Linked DNA regions of Homo sapiens: region 2 is linked to region 1. Evidence: read pairs that join two places in POLR2A ChIA-PET (ENCODE). Cell type or tissue: B cell. All regions are shown on one strand. Links, peaks and the distances in the headings refer to the core of each region. The heading gives the core; the rest is flanking DNA. Region 1 has its middle 6.8 kb from the start of RIN2. Region 2 overlaps RIN2 (Ras and Rab interactor 2).

Region 1 (2,912 bases), core at 141-2,640:
CGCTTGCCTCGTGCTATCCCCAAACTGCCATTCTTAACTCTTGAAGTAAATAATCTTTGCTGGCAGGGCTATGCTGAATCTCCTTAGGCACTCTCTAATCAGATGTCCTGAGTCGTCCCAATTCTTAGACCTTTTATACCTGTTTTTCTCCTTCTCTTATTCCATTTAGTTTTTCAATTCATACAAAACCATATCCAGGCCATCACCAATAATTCTACACAACAAATGTTTCTTCTAACAACCCCACAATATCACCCCTTACCACAAAATCTTCCTTCAGCTTAATCTCTCCCACTCTAGGTTCCCACGCCACCCCTAATCCCGCTCGAAGCAGCCCTGAGAAACATCGCCCATTCTCTCTCCACACCAACCCCCACAAATTTTCACCGCCCCAAGACTTCAACACTATTTTGTTTTATTTTTCTTATTAATATAAGAAGGCAGGAATGTCAGGCCTCTGAGCCCAAGCCAAGCCATCGCATCCCCTGTGACTTGCACGTATACATCCACGTGGCCTGAAGTAACTGAAGATCCACAAAAGAAGTAAACATAGCCTTAACTGATGACATTCCACCATTGTGATTTGTTCCCGCCCCACCCTAACTAATCAATGTACTTTGTAATCTCCCCCACCCTTAAGAAGGTTCTTTGTAATTCTCCCCACCCTTGAGAATGTACTTTGTGAGATCCACCCCGCCCACAAAACATTGCTCTTAACTTCACTGCCTAACCCAAAACCTATAAGAACTAATAATAATCCACCACTCTTTGCTGACTCTCTTTTTGGACTCAGCCCACCTGCACCCAGGTGAAATAAACAGCCATGTTGCTCACACAAAGCCTGTTTGGTGGTCTCTTCACACAGACGCGCATGAAAGTGTGGTCAGAGTAGTCCTCAGGGAAGGTGGGATTTGAGCCGTAAGGGTTTGAGCAGAGGATAACCTGATCTGTTATTGCTGAGAGCTCAGTCTAATGCTGTTTGGAGAGCCCACTGTCCGGGCAGAGGTGGAAATAAGCGAGGAGGCGATTGAAATAGTTCAGGCTAGAGATGGTGGCTGGTAGCAGGCTCAGAGCAGGGGTGGTGGAGAGAGGTAGTTGGATTCTTAATTATTTTGAAGGTTGAGCTGACAGCAATTCCTAAGAGGTTGGATACATGGGCAAAAGGGAGAAGTGGACAGACAGGTAGACCTGGCCCCATGTCCCTCTCTCTTCTCTTCCTTTTTCAGCTGCAGAGGGACCCGGTTTTATAGATAAAGGGTGCCAGGTAAGTGCTGAAGACACCCGGCCTCTGCTCCTTTCTTCCTGTCAAGTTTTCCTTTCTCCCCTTCCACCCACTCTCTTGAAAACATGCTTCCTCTGCCCACATTGCTCCATGCATGGATGGTCCTAGAATCTCAGTCTTTTCCAGAACTTGGGGGCCATTTTGCTCTGCCCTTCCCCAGGAAAACATCTTTTACCATAGAAATGAATTCGGGGGTTATTTATTCAAAAGTGTTTATTGAGTACCTACTATGCGCCAAGCACTGTCATAGGCACTGGAGCTACAGCAGTGAGCTAAACAGAAAAATCCCCTTGTTCTCTCTGAACTCACAATCTAATCGGGAGGGAGAGGCAATAAACCAGACAAACAAGGTGAATGTGTGGTAGTCAAGCCACAGTATTCAAGCTAAACCAGGAAGAGGAAGAGAGAGTGCTGGGGAGGCTGCACTTATAACAGAGATACTCATCAAAGAAAACCCGTGAGGACACATGGACTTATCTCATTTTTGGCAGATTTGACCTCCCATCTGAGGGTCCCAAGAGACTCAAGTGGCCGCTTCAGTCAGCTGCAGAGAGCACAAGTGCTCATGGGGCACTTTTGCAGGCTTGGGGACCAGCTAGCCAAGAAAATGTCATTTCTAATGAAGTTATTTCCCCTTTAAAGTAAACCAAGCACTGTTGGTTCTGGAAGCATTGCCCAGAGCTGGCAACTCAGCAATTTGTTTCTCTCCTCTCCTCTCCTCTCTGCTGAGCAGAACAGGTAGAAGTGAGTGTCATGTGTAAATGATTTGAAAAGTGCAATTTTTTACTCTGGACCCTGCGCTATAAAATCATCATCATAATCATTATGGCAATTCTTTTTTGTTGGTGGCTGCTGATACTGGGTAACATTACCCTGCTCAAGCACCATAGCATAGCTACCCCAGAAGACAGTAGAGAATATCAGAAGATACTTAACTATTTCCATGTATTAGAAATTACCTAAACAGTGCTTATATAACTGCATCTCCCTCTCCAAAGATATGGTTCACAAGAGAGAGGAGTTTCTAAGAAGGAAGGGACATTGAAAAAGATACATTCTTTCTACTTTTTAACTTATATCTTTGTTTCAGAATCTCAAAGAAAGGAGTCAGTGATTATCCCTGGAGTGTGGGATTACTGGGCCCTTAACATTTTTTTTTTCTTTTGGAGACAGTCTTTCTCAGTCACCCAGGCTGGAGTGCAGTGGTACAATTTTGGCTCATTGCAACATCCACCACCCAGGCTTAAGTGATCCTCTTACCTCAGCCTCCCAAGTAGCTGGGACTACAGGCGAGCACCAACATGCCTGGCTAATTTTTGTATTTTTTGTAGAGACGGGGTTTCACCATATTGCCCAGGCTGGTCTCAAAATCCTGGGCTCGAGTAATCCGCCTCCCTTGACCTCCCACAGTGTTGGGATTACAGGCATGAGCCACTGTGCCTGGCATGGGCCCTTAACTTTTCAAGTTGCATGTTTATGAATTATTTAAATATTTAAAATATTATATGAATCCTTAGTTAATCTGAAGAAAAAGCATTACCGGAAAGGGATCCCGATCCAGGTCCCAAGAGAGGGCTCTTGGCTGTCATGCAAGAAAAAATTGGAGGCAAATCCATAGAGTAAAGTAAAA
Region 2 (2,912 bases), core at 315-2,814, 60 kb before region 1:
GGAGCTAGAATTGCTTTTTTAACTTTTTATTTGGAAATAATTTTGAACTTACAGAAAATAATTGCAATTATCCAAACCCTTACTACTCAGGAAGGAGAAAAACAACCCAACACAAAATAAGCAAAAGATTTGAACAGACATTTTATCAAAGAAGCTATGCAAATGGCAAATGAGCACATGAAAAGATGCTTAACATCATTAGTCTGTAGGGAAAGGCTAAAACCACAATAAGATGCCACAACACATCTATCAGAATGGCTGAAATAGAAAAGAGTGATATTACCAACTGTCAATGAGGACTCAGAGAACTGGAAGCACCATACATAGTTGATGGGAACATAAAATGGTACAGTCTCTTCGGAAAACAGTTGGGTAGTTTCTTAAAGAAATAAACATAAACTTAACACATCACCCAGAAATTCCACTCATAGGTATTTACTCAAGAGAAGTGAAAATATGTGTCTACATAAAGACTTGTATGTGGGTGTTCACAATAGCATGATTTATAACAATAAAATTAAAAACAGTCCAAATGTAGAATGGATAAACAAAGTGTGATAAATCCATGCAATGAAATACTATTCAGTGGTAAAAAAAAAGAACAAGCTATTGATACCTGCTACAACGTGGATGACTTTAATAACACTATGTTGAGTGGGAGTAGTCAGGCACAAAAGACCATATATGGTATAGTTCCACTTATGTAAAGTTTCTGGAAAGCTGTATAAATTTACTAAAACACTACACTGGTACACTTAAAATAGGTAAATTTTGTGGTATTTAAATTATACCCAAACAAAGCTTTTTTTTTTTAAAATGGGAGCATATTCTAAATATTGTTTGTACTGTGCTTTTTTCTACTCAAAACTATAACTCAAAGAGAGTTTCATATTAGCACAGGAGATGGCCCTCATTTTTTAGTGGTTATAATGGTTCGCTGTATGATTGTGTCCAAATTTAAGTAACTCAAATAGCCATGAACGAAAAGATCTCATTTCTCCATTCAGACCAAAGACCTTGTAGGCATACAGTTTCTGCGTTCAGTTTTAAAAGCTACAAATTAGTTCCTTGCCTCAAAATCTCTTAAGCACCCTGTGATGGATGCTCATGGTGCCTCCCTTGTCCCCTCCACACCCACTGTTCCCATCCATGCCAAGGGTTTCCCACTGCAGGTACCCGTGAGTCTCTTCCTGAAGTCTCTCTGGTGACAGGAGCATACTTGAATCACGCATGGGTGGCCAGAAGTGCCAGGAAGTTACTGCCTTTTGGAGCAGTCCTCACCAATGATGGAAGGAAGTTGTGGATAAACACCCCAGCTCCCTTACTCTGTGGGTAAAACCACTCGCAGGTGAGGTCTCCAGCACCTCGCAGAGCTCCTAGCGCCACTGAGCCCCCGTTGCCAATGGTGGCATCTGATCTTTAACACTCGTTCTTTCCCTTCTCTCTCCCATTTCCCTACCCCTCCTCCATCCTTCTGGAATCACTCACCAAATAAATTACTGCATCTAAATCCTTGTCTCAGGGGGACCAAAATAAACCACCACCAAGAAGCGACAGTTACTAATTGGTTTATACATCTGGTACTTTCCGCTTTATCCTTGTGCATTTTTTTTTTATATTAAACAATCGTTATTTGAAAAACAGTACCTTGGCCGGGCACGGTGGTTCACGCCTGTAATCCCAGCACTTTGGGAGGCCGAGGCGGGCGGATCACGAGGTCAGGAGATCGAGACAATCCTGGCTAACACGGTGAAACCCTGTCTCTACTAAAAAAAAAAAAAACACACACACACACAAAATTTAGCCGGGCATGGTGGTGGGTGCCTGTAGTCCCAGCTACTTGGGAGGCTGAGGCGGGAGAATGGCGTGAACCCGGGAGGCAGAGCTTGCAGTGAGCCGAGATCACGCCACTGCACTCTAGCCTGGGCGAGACAGAACAAGACTCCGTCTCAAAAAAAAAAAAAAAAAAAAAAAAAAGTACCTTATAATCTTAACATGATCAAACTTCAATAAGAGCAATTTCAGCATCAATAAGCTGTAGCTAAACTAACGAGAGAGCAATCAAAAGTGCTTTAAAGGGAGCAGCACCGGCTGATGTTCTGCCGAGGCTCTGGGCATTCAGAACTTGGCTAAAGGGAAAACAGAATCAAATCGGTAGGTGCTCTGGACCCAAGCGCTCACATTGTGACCCACCTCCCTCCTGGGGGCCCTGGCAGCCCATGGTACTCTTGGCACTTCTTTTTTCATTTCTTTGAGACAGAGTCTCACTCTGTCACCCAGGGTGGAGTGCAGTGGCACAATCTCAGCTCACTGCAACCTCTGCCTCCCAGGTTCAAGTGATTCTCATGCCTCAGCCTCCCAAGTAGCTGGGACTACAGGCATGCACCACCACACCTGGCTTTTTTTTTTTTTTTTTGTATTATTAATAGAGACGGGGTTTTGCCATGTTGGCCAGGCTGGTCTCGAACTCCTGACCTCAAGAAATCCACCTGCCTTGGCCTCCCAAAGTGCTGGCATTACAGGTGTGAGCCACCACGCCTGGCCCCTCTTGGCACTTCTGGGCTCCTGTGGGCTGTGGATGGTGGAGCCCTAGGAGCCAAAGGGCCACTCAGGAAAGGCTGCAACTTGGCCTTGCAGTCAGCCGGCTTCTGCCTGCTGTAGTCATTTTCTTTCTGCAGCACCTGGAGTTCTATCTCAGTGGTCGCAGCGGCCATCTAGCTTTCCTGGGCTGTTCTCTTGTGGCAGAGGATCTCCCTCTGAAAACTGGAAGTGTCTTTCTTCAATTTCTGGGCCAGGTCTTGGGCCATCTTCTTGTAGTGGTTGTGGGTTGTGACATGTGGTTCATGTATGTGTGCACCTTGTGAAGTCTCTGCTCAAGGTCCAGGCAGTAGGCGTCCTCCTCTGTGGACTCC

The links. Peaks named below come from ENCODE experiments on the same cell type or tissue, not always from the same donor. Only the 100,000 strongest peaks of a DNase experiment are listed, where the experiment ranks them.
Region 2: POLR2A ChIA-PET joins it to region 1 with 10 read pairs; 5 of 35 experiments call an interaction of 5 or more read pairs at or near these places.

Annotation. Positions count from the first base shown.
Region 1 is chr20:19,750,012-19,752,923 of GRCh38, reverse strand. No RefSeq gene overlaps it. Among named protein-coding and RNA genes, the nearest start is that of RIN2, 6.8 kb to the left of the region's middle. In B cell, for the core only: no CTCF peak of the experiment used is centred there; a DNase peak (open chromatin) is centred at 1,693.
Region 2 is chr20:19,809,749-19,812,660 of GRCh38, reverse strand. The region is part of intron 2 of RIN2 (Ras and Rab interactor 2); the gene reads right to left. It also overlaps the pseudogene LOC100421663. Among named protein-coding and RNA genes, the nearest start is that of RIN2, 53 kb to the right of the region's middle. In B cell, for the core only: no CTCF peak of the experiment used is centred there; no DNase peak of the experiment used is centred there.